Regions from separate parts of the Homo sapiens genome. Here region 2 is linked to region 1. A link is an interaction called in ENCODE POLR2A ChIA-PET data of the cell type or tissue named here. Cell type or tissue: PC-9. All regions are shown on one strand. Links, peaks and the distances in the headings refer to the core of each region. The heading gives the core; the rest is flanking DNA.

The links. ChIA-PET counts read pairs that join two places held together with the same protein. Peaks named below come from ENCODE experiments on the same cell type or tissue, not always from the same donor. Only the 100,000 strongest peaks of a DNase experiment are listed, where the experiment ranks them.
Region 2: POLR2A ChIA-PET joins it to region 1 with 11 read pairs; 4 of 35 experiments call an interaction of 5 or more read pairs at or near these places.

The regions. Positions count from the first base shown.
Region 1 is chr16:66,529,921-66,535,292 of GRCh38, forward strand. It overlaps TK2 (thymidine kinase 2), which reads right to left. Exons shown (of 10, transcript NM_004614.5): 5 at 1,460-1,549. Among named protein-coding and RNA genes, the nearest start is that of TK2, 18 kb to the right of the region's middle. In PC-9, for the core only: no CTCF peak of the experiment used is centred there; no DNase peak of the experiment used is centred there.
Region 2 is chr16:66,431,038-66,436,409 of GRCh38, forward strand. All of the region lies in intron 1 of BEAN1 (brain expressed associated with NEDD4 1), which reads left to right. Among named protein-coding and RNA genes, the nearest start is that of BEAN1, 6.4 kb to the left of the region's middle. In PC-9, for the core only: no CTCF peak of the experiment used is centred there; DNase peaks (open chromatin) are centred at 3,034, 3,794 and 4,394; H3K27ac peaks cover 596 bases.

The DNA of each region.
Region 1 (5,372 bases), core at 129-5,128:
ATCTTTCCTGGTCTGTCCATCTCTCTCTGCCTCCTGAGGTAGATTTCCTTAAATAGAGGAGTGCATTTATATCCCTTCCTATTCAAATATCATTAGATACAACTTAGGTTTGCAATTGAGTGCCTGCTCAGGAAAAGCAAATTAGCAAAGGCAAAATGCACTAACCTCAGATCTTTCGATTTGTGGATTTGTGCAATTTAGACAGATATTTGGGGAGATGGAAATTCTTATTCACCAAAAACGGCCCACTCACATCTTTCAATTTTAAAAGACAGACTTACAGAAGAATGGTAGCTATTGCTGCAGGTACCCAGACTGGGACCGAACTGTCCAGCCCAGCAGCTGTGCCAGTGTTAACTGGCTGTAGGGACAGTCTGTCTCCTTCATGCAGAGCCTTAAAGCTGGCATCATAGGTTGTGCTTACAGCTTTGAAACATAGGTGCTGATCAGGACCTCCACAGCCCCCTTTCTTCTAAGAGACTCTGTCTCTAGATGCATCCTCACTGATGGAATAGGCCTAAGCAGCCATGTTTGTGCCTTGGGGTCCTGTCCCCAACACCTGATTGAACCAGGGCTGGACACCTGACCAAAGCTGAACCAATCAGATTCTTTGTCTCAAGAATTTGAACTAAGAGCCAGACCCCATGAAGGTTAAATAAGTGGTTCTCAAATATGAAAACAAACAAAGCATGCATTCGAGTCACCTGGAGGGCTTGATAAAACACAGATTGCTGGGCCTCATCCCTAGAATTTCTAATTCAGCAGGTCTGGGATGTGACTAGAAAATTTGCATTTCTTTCTTTTTTTTTTTTTTTGAGACAGAGTCTCACTCTGTCACCCAGGCTGGAGTGCAGTGGTATGATCTCAGCTCACTGCAACCTCCGCCTCCTGGGTTCAAGCCATTCTCCTGCCTCAGCCTCCCAAGTGGCTGGGATTATAGGCACACACATACCACCACGCCAGACTAATTTTTGTATTTTTTAGTAGAGATGGGGTTTCACCATGTTGGCCAGGCTGGTCTTGAACTCCTGACCTCAGGTGATCCGCATGCCTCAGCCTCCCAAAGTGCTGGGATTACAGGTGGGATCCACCACACCCAGCTGAAAATGTGCATTTCTAACAAGTTTCCAGGTGATGCTTCCGCTGCTGGTCCAGGGACCACACTTTGAGAAGAACTGAGTTAAACGGCATTAAGCCCAGCAGTGGTCAGGTCATAAAGATGTGAGCTCAGAATGGTGGCAGGGGCACCACCTGGCTGGCTGAGGTTTGCAGGTGGGGGCACTAGAGGCAGGTCAGAAGAGAACCACAGAAGCCAGAGACCTTGGCCCCACACAGAGAGGCCTGCACAGCACTGAAGGCCTAGCCTGGCTTCCTTGTAAAGTTTCCCTTCCTGGCAATCACATACCCCAAGTCTGAAGAAAACGTTTAAGAAGGCTGAAACTGAGCATCTGAAACCTACCTGAGGACGAGTATGCCTGTCCAGCATGGTGAGCTGCACATAAGTCTGTAGCGTAAGACCCCAGCGAGAGGCATCGTGGTACATCAGGCCCTGCAGAAGGGAAAACACAGCACTTTCCATCAAAGTGGCATCTGCAGGAGGACCCTGGTCTCACAAGGCACTGAAGGACAGCTCAAGAAACCTACACAGGCAGGGTTGGGGCTGGAGATAAACCCAGCATGATCACAGGGCTCTGACAGCAGGGTGGACAAAGGCAGACACTGAAACAATTATAGGACAGTATGGTAACAGCTATAATAGGAGCCTATGGAAAGTCTCCGAGGGACCGGAGGAATTAGGCCAGACAAAGAAATGAAGGGCATCCAAATTGGAAAGGAAGAAGTCATCTTAACCTTGTTCACGGACAACATGATCTTACACTTAGAAAAGCTTAAAGACTCAGGCCATTATCCTAAGCTAATTAATGCAGGAACAGAAAACCAAATACTGCATGTTCTCACTTTAAGTGGATATTTATAAGTGGGTACAATGGGTACTCATGGACATAAAGATGGCAACAATAGACACTGGGGACTCCTAGAGTGGGGAGGAAGGGAGGGGGCAAAGGTTGAAAAAGTACCTATTGGGTACTATGCTCAGTACCTAGGTGATGGGATCCATCATACCCTAAACCTCAGCATCATGAAATATACCCAGGTAACAAACCTGCACATGTACCCCGCTAAAAGTAAAATAAAAGTTGAAATGACCAAAAAAAAAAAAAAAAAACCTTAAAGACTCCACCAAACAACTGTTAGAACTGATGAACGAACTCAGTAATACCACAGGATACAAATCAACATATAAAAATCAGTAGCATGTATATACACCAACAGTGAACAACCTGAGAAAGAAATCAAGAAAGGAATCCCATTTGCGATGCTACAAAGAATATAAAATACCAGCCAGGCACAGTGGCTCATGCCTGTAATCCCAGCACTTTGGGAGGTTGAGGCAGGCAGATCACTCAAGGCCAGGAGTTCAAGACCAGCCTGGCCAACATGACGAAATCCTGTCTCTATTAAAAATACAAAAAATTAGCTGGGTGTGGTGGCACGCACCTGTGGTCCTAGCTACTCTAGAGGCTGAGACATGAGAATCGCTTGAACCCAGGAGGCAGAGGCTGCAGTGGGCCGAGATCGTACCACTGTACTCCAGCCTGGATGACAGAGTGAGACCCTGTCTCGAAAAAAAAAATAAATTAATTAATTAATTAATAAAAGTAAAATACCTAGGAATCTATTTAACCAAAGAAGTGAAAGATCTATACAAGGAAAACTATAAAACACTGATGAAAGAAATTGAACAGAACACACACAAAAAAAGAGATATTCAACACTCATGGATCAGAAGAACTAATACTATTAAAATGACAATACTACCCAAAGCAATTTACAGATTCAATGTAATCTCTATCAAAATACCTATGACAGTCTTTGCAAAAATAGGGAAAAAAAAAATCCTAAAATTGATATGAAACCACAAAAGACCCCAAATAGCCAAAGCAATCCTGAGCAAAAAAAACAAAGTTGGAGGCATCACACTGCCTGACTTCATAACTGTTCTCTATAGTAGCTGTACTAATTTACATTCCCACCAACTATGTATGAGGGTTCCCCTTTCTCCACACCTATCACCTGTCTTTTTGATAAAAATCTTTTTTTTTTTTTAAACAGAGTCTTGCTCTGTCACCCAGACTGAAGTGCAGTGGCATGATCTCAGCTCACCGCAACCTCTACCTTCTGGGTTCAAGCGATTCTCCTGCCTCAGCCTCCCAAGTAGCTAGGATCACAGGCATGCACCACCACACCCAGCTAAATTTTTTTGTATTTTTAGTAGAGACGGGGTTTCACCATGCTGGCCAGGCAGATCATGCCACTGTACTCCAGCCTGGGTGACAGAGCGAGACTCCATCTCAAAAAAAAAAAAAAAAAAAAAAAGCTATAAGAGAATAATTTGAATGTTTCTAGCATAAAGAAAAGAGAGCCAGGTGCAGTGGCTCATGCCTATAATCCCAGCACTTTGGGAGCCCAAGGCAGGAGGATCACTTGAGCCCAGGAGTTAAAGGTTACAGTGAGCTATAATTGTGCCACTGCACTCCAGCTTGGGTGATATAGCAAGACCCTATCTCCAAAATAAATAAATAAATAAATAAGTTTAAAATTTTTAAAGAAGTTAAGCTCTTTAAGATCATCTTTAACAAATAATACTTTGGTTTGAATGAATCCCCTAAATTTCATGTGTTGGAAACTTAATCCCCCATGTGGCAGTATGTAGCAGGTGGTGCCTTTAAGAAATGACTGGATCGGCCGGGCATGGTGGCTCACGTCTGTAATCCCAGCACTCTGGGAGGCCGAGGTGCGCGGATCACGAGGTCAGGAGATGGAGACCATCCTGGCTAACACGGTGAAATCCTGTCTCTACTAAAAAATACAAAAAATTAGCCAGGTGTGGTGGTGGGCGCCTGTAGTCCCAGCTACTCGGGAGGCTGAGGCAGGAGAATGGCGCGAACCCAGGAGGCGGAGCTTGCAGTGAGCCGAGATCGCGCCACTGCACTCCAGCCTGGGCGACAGAGTGAGACTCTGTCTCAAAAAAAAAAAAAAAAAAAAGATTGGATCATGAGTACAGAGCCCTCTTGAATGGATTAATCTATTCACGGATTAATAGATTAATGGGTTATCTTACACTGGTGGCTTTATGAGAAAAGGGAGAGAGACCTGACCTAGCATGCTCAACTCCCTCACCATGTGACACCCTGTACCACCTGGGGACTCTGAAGAGTCCCCACTAGCAAGAAAGCCCTCAGCAGATGCACCCCTTCAACCCTGGACTTCTCAGCTGCCCTAACTGCAAAAAATAAATTACTTTTCTTTGGAAATTCAAAAAATAAAATAAAATCACCAAGGAACATGCGTTCAAGTCGTTCAGTGAATGGTCTTTGAGCCCTCTGTAGTCTGTTCTCTATCCAGCCACAAGAGTGAGTCTGTGAAACCTAAATCAGTTCTTGCCACTCCCCTGCTCAGAACCTTCCAGTGGCTTCCCATTGCATGCAGAATGAAATCCAAACCCTTATCATGGCCCACAAGGCTTTCTCTCATCTCCTACCCATCTCCCTCTGGCCTGGTTGGCTTCCAACCACATGAGCTTACTTAGCATTCCTCAAACATGCCAAGCATGGTCCCATCTCAGGGCCTTTGCCTCTGCAGCGCCTTCTGCCTAAACACTCTTCATCCAGATATCTGCAGTGCTCACACCCTCATGTTTAAGCACCTTATCATAGACACATTCCCTGGTTATCTCATGTAAAACAGAAGCCAACCCACCTACTCAATCACTCTCCATCCCTTCTAGAAGCAAAACACTTCATGCTCCAGCATACTTGCTAAGAAACCTGTTCTGCTCCTTTCCTCATTTTTAAATTAATTTTATTTACTTTTATTTCTTTTAGAGATGGAGGTCTCATTATGTTGACCAGGGTTGTCTCAAACTCCTGGCTTTAAGTGATCCTCTGATCTTGGCCTCCCAAAGTGCTGGGATTACAGGCATGAGCCACCACACCCGGCCTTTTCCTCATTTTTGCTTTTCATTTTTCTCTTGGTGCAAACTAATGAAACTCCAGTGTTCTTCATTGAGAACTGCAGACTCCTCTGACTGCAGTTGAGAGAAAATCTCATAAAGGCTAGGAGAAACACTCCCTCTTGCCTGATGGCCGCAGAAACAGTCACCTTTCTGCATCAGAAAACCAATTCAGATAAAGTGATGAATTGAGATTTTTCACAAAAGTATCGATCTTTCTTTTGGTCTAGAGTGGAAACTTATATAAAAATGGCTACTTCTATTGTATTTTTTATTAGGAAACTCTCATTGAAAAGGC
Region 2 (5,372 bases), core at 179-5,178, 99 kb before region 1:
GTTAAAAACAATGGATATTATTTTTCTAGTATTATAATAAAGCTTATCAGTGAGTTCAATGACAAGTAAATTAAAAAAATTTTTTTCAATAACAAATGACATGTTCAAAGGCAATTAGATTAGCCTTAAAATTTTTCCTTGAGAACACCCCGGCATGGTGGCACATGCCTGTAGTCAGCTGCTCCAGAGGCTGAGGCAGGATCTCTTGAGCCCAGGAGTTCAAGACCAGCCTAGGCAACCCTGGCTCTTGACAACAAACAAACAAAAACCCCACAACTTCTAATGAATTAACGATCACTGACTTATTCACTTAATTGCTTTTCATTTTGTTAGCACAAAATGTTTTTTTGAGTCTTCATTTTAATGATTTTTCGGATTGTTATTAAAGTCATACATGTTCATTGTAAGAAATACAATTGTAAAATCATTAAAAATGTAAAACGCATAAAAATCCTCCTTAATCCCACCATCGCCCAGAGAGCACAATGACTGTGAACACATTCGTGTTCTTTCTGTCTGTGTTCTGTCCTTTCTAATCTTTTGCTATGTATTAATATATTCCCTAGTTTTTTTTTTTCTTTTACAAAATAAGGATCACGGTATATGGTATATGCACAATTCTACAAACTATTGTGTGTGTGTGTTTTAAAAAATAACAGGGTTTTCCCCCCCTTAACATTATACTGAAAGTCTTTTTTACTTTTTTTTTTCTTTTTTTCCCCAGAAAGTCATCTTTAGACTGGACTGAAAGTCTTTATGTTATTAATTTTTTTTGTTGTTTGTTTGTTTGAGACAGAGCTTCACTCTGTCCCAGGCTGGAGTGCAGTGACACGATCTCGGCTCACTGGAACCTCCGCCTCCTGGGTTTAAGCGATTCTCCTGCCTCAGTCTCCCGAGTAGCTGGGATCACAGGCTCGCACCACCATGCCCAGCTAATTTTTGTATGTTTTGTAGAGACGAGGTTTCATTGTTATCGCACCACTGCACTCCAGCCTGGGTGACAGACTGAAACTTTTTCTGAAAAAACAAACAAACAAAGAAGGCCTCCTCAGTTTGAAGGCTGCCAAACACCTGGATCCCTTTTCTAGTATCAAGACCAAGTTACCTGTTTGCAAACCTCAGTGCCTTCTGCCCACCTCTGCCCACCTCAGTGCTTTCTGCCACTGGCTTCTCATTACTTTTCTCCCCCACTCCTAAATTCATAGATTCCTTTATTCAATCATATGACAAACATGAGGGTATCCACGCTGGCCAAGGTATGTTCTCTATTAGGGAAGTTACTAGCTGGGTTTCACCTCACATGAAGACCTTCCTGGGACAGGAGAAAGGTGTTGCCTGCTGCCTGAGGACCCCCAACTGCAGCTTCACAAGTGAGCCCCTGCCTTGGTGAGGCAGATGCAGTCTTTTCAAGATCAGTGCAACTGACCGAAGTCCCTGGGATTTCTGACTTCCTTCTGGCTCTAGACAATCACATGCACACCCGCAGATCCATGAAACCCCTGTGACATGGCATCATGCCTTCACTCAGCAGTCACGGGGCACTTCCTATGTGCCAGGCACCATGCTGAGTGCCAGGGACACAGTGATTGTCTGAGCTATCAAGACCTGGAGTCACCATCTCTCCCATCTCCACCATCTGCCGGTCACCCAGGCAGACAGGGAATCACCTTACACTCCTCCTTCTTCCTCACCCTCTCTATCAGATCCATCTGTCCCTAAAACCCACCAAGGGTGTTCCCGCCCAGGGTCTTTTGCCCTCTCTGCTACCTGTACCCAGAATCCTCTCTCCCCAGGTATCTGCCCACCTAGCTTGCTTCCTCCAGTCTCTGCTTACCTGCACCCTCTCACCAAGGCTTTCTGCAGCCGCTGTATCTAACCATCTAACAGTGCAATTCCCACCTGCACACACTGCTTCTGTTTTTCCTGTACTGTTAGCTTGCAGACTTCACCATTACCATTGCATCTCCAGTCCTAGTCAGAAAGGGACTGTCAAAGTGTGGCTCACCAGTCTGTCCCCAGCACCTAAAACCTGCTGCATCAGGGACTTTATTTTATTTATTTATTTATTTTTATTATTTTTATTATTTTTGAGATGGAGTCTCCCTCTGTTGCCCAGGCTGGAGTGCAGTAGTGCAATCTTGGCTCACTGCAACCCCCACCTCCCGGGTTCAAGTGATTCTCCTGCCTCAGCTTCCTGAGTAGCTGGGACTACAGGCGCACACCACCACACTCAGCTAATTTTTTTGTATTTTTAGTAGAGATAGGATTTCACCATGTTGGCCAGGCTGGTCTCCTAACTCCTAACTCCAAGTAATCCGCCCTCTTTGGCCTCTCAAAGTGCTGGGATTACAGGCGTGAGCCACTGCACTCAGCCGAGACTTTCAATAAACACTTGAACCAGTGATGGCAGCCTCTGCCCCTCCTCTGCAGTCACCGTTGCCTTTGTTTAGGCCCCATCACCTCTGGCCACGGCCTCCCAAGCTCCCTGCCTCCTGTTTCCCTCACCTGGCGCCCCCTCCACCTTCCTAAAGAGAGAATAGCTGAGCAATCCTGCTTCAAATCCTCCTAGGAACCCTCTTGGGGCAGGGGCTCACCACCTCATCGGGCCCCTTATTCTTCTGAGTCACAGTGTTGTCATCTGTGAATTGGGGATTTGTTTTGAGGATCCAGTAAGCTGACAGCATGTGGCAGCAACTGAGCAGAGGCTGTGTAAACAGGTGGCCATCCTGTGGCCTCTTTCACAAGGCCAGCCCACCCCCACAGCCTATCTCTGTCTGCCGCCCATGGTGTGAGGCTGGCCGCTCCTGGGGCCTTCCAGCTCTGTAAGCCTCTGCCATGAGGATCCCCAGACACTGGCGCGTCAGCAGACCCAGGCTCTCTCCCCTTAGCCACATGCTCCCCTGCCCAACTCTGAGTGTCACAGCAGAGCCCAGAGTGGAGATATTCCCGGAGCGGGGACATGAAGGGGAGTGGGAATGACGTGGACTTGCCACACACCATTCAGCCACTTCAAAGCCTGGAGTGCCACCAGCCCGCCCTCGAGTTCCCAGCCAGACAATCCAGTAGGAGATGAGTCACTGGCAGGAGCGAGCCTCGCATGCTGGGCTCAAAGAGAGGCGGGCAGGGGAAGAGGTGACCACGCTTGGCCTAGCAGCTGGGGTGGGCCTGCCCCCGACCCCGACCCCAACCCCGACCCCGACCCCTGGCAAAGGAACCACAGTCCCAGCCCATCTGTGCCCCTCATGGCTGTCTCCTCTCAGCAACTTCAGTCACATGCGTGCGGGACACCAGGATGGGCACTTGCTTACCTGGAGCCCCCACACCCAGCTCCTTTGTCTTGATGACCCCGACAAAGCTCTACCCTAGCAGAGGGTCTGATGCCACCAGGGAGTGGTTTTCTTCTGGGTCCTCCGGCAGAAATCCTGGAGTGGGGGAAGGGAGAAGGAAACAGGCAGCCAGGCTGAAAGTCCAGCTCCTATTTTAGGACCCCCCAAAGTCCCTCCATGTGTTTTCCAAGGGTTTTGTGGGACACCGCGTAGGTGCTTGGGAAATGAATCAATGGATGCAAGCCTGGGGTGCTAGGAGGTTGCAGCGGGAGGCTGTGTTTAAAGTGCTGATGGCATTGCAGGAGGCAGGGAGTGGCAGCCCGGGTTACTGTTGGCATCGTGGTCACCAATGGTGACAAGATGCCTGGGAAGCATCTCAGCTTTTTGCATAGAGATCCTCCTCTTCAGCAAGCCAAGCACCTTTGAAAGGCAGCCTCCACCCCTCAGTCGTGCGCTTGCATCAGGCTGAGGTTGGCTTGCTCTAGTGTTTCCATGCACTTTTGAACTTCCCCTCCGTTCCCAACCCTGAGCTAGTTTGCAGAGGCCACACTGACCCTCCATGCCCTCGAGGAGCTACTGGTCTAGAATAATTTAGATCCGGAGTTGTCCTGGAAGGGCACCCAGGTGTGACAGAAACACAGCCAGAGTGATCATTCTGTCTCCACCAGTCAAGGAGGACCTCACTGAAGAGGTGTCTTGATCTGGGTATTGACAGCTACATAGGAGTTTGCCAAGTGGAAGGAATGGCATGCTAGGGAGAGGGAACAGCCCAGAAGGATGATCAGCCCAGGGTGTCTAGGAAGCAGGCCAGCCAGAGCATCAGGGCAGCCGGTCTCTGGGGGTGTCCCTGGCAGTAACTGAGAGGCACTGGGGGTGAGAGAGTCCCTCTGCACACAGCTCTTCCTCCATCTCTTCTCTGTGACCTTGGATGGGTTATTTCCCTGAGCCTGTTCTCTCATCTGCACAATGGAAATGATGTCCCCCACCTCAAAAGTCTGTTGCAATACCATTGGTGACATTAGGCACATGCAGGTATTTGGTGAATGTGAGCCACAGCTGGAGGCCCCAGTGCCCAGAAGGCTTCCTTGTAGGGAAATGCAGCCAAAGTGCACTGAGAAATAACTGGTTTGTTTTTGTTTTTTGAGATAAAGTCTCACTCTGTCACCCAGGCTGGAGTGCAGTGGCATGATCTCGGCTCACTGCAACCTCCACCTCCCAGGTTCAAGCGATTCTCCTGCCTCAGCCTCCCGAGTAGCTGGGATCACAGGCACATGCCACCACACCTGGATAATTTTTTGTATTTTTAGTAGAGATGGGGTTTCACTGTGTTAGCCAGGATGGTCTCGATCTCCTGACCTCATGATCCGCCTGCCTCGGCCTCCCAAAGTGCTGGGATTACAAGCATGAGCCACCACGCCTGGCCAAAATAACTGGTTTTTCTATTTAACGTGAATCAGAGAACTGTCTTTGGAGAGTCTGTGCTCAAAAGTCTAATCCTTCAGTGCTAATACCAGCTCTGCCAATTCTTGGCAGTGTTTTGCCTCTCTGAGCCTTGGTGTCCTCATATTCTTCTTAGCCCCTCCCAAGCAGGGATGGCAAGCCTCAATTTGCTTTAGGGATGAGGGATATATACCCCCTCATGACCCCTGCAGGGGCAAACTCTTTTCCCATTGGCTTTAGGGCTGCCAGCTATGCCCTGCAAAAGCCCACAGGGCTTGGCACTCATGATCTCTGCTCACCAATGCCCACAGGTGCAGTTTCGCTTCTGCAAGGCAAGTGACCACACTCCCTAGAAATAAAAACCTTATCTCTCTCCTGTTCCTACAGCCTCATGTCCCTTGGGAGACATGAACCAATTCAGATCTTCAGCAACATGGGAGAATGGGCTACTTTTTTTCTTTTCTTTTTTTTTTTTTTTTTTTGAGACAGAGTCTCGCTCTGTCACCCAGGCTGGAGTGCAGTGGCATGATCTCGGCTCACTGCAAGCTCCGCCTCCCAGGTTGACGCCATTCTCCTGCCTCAGCCTCCTGAGTAGCTGGGACTACA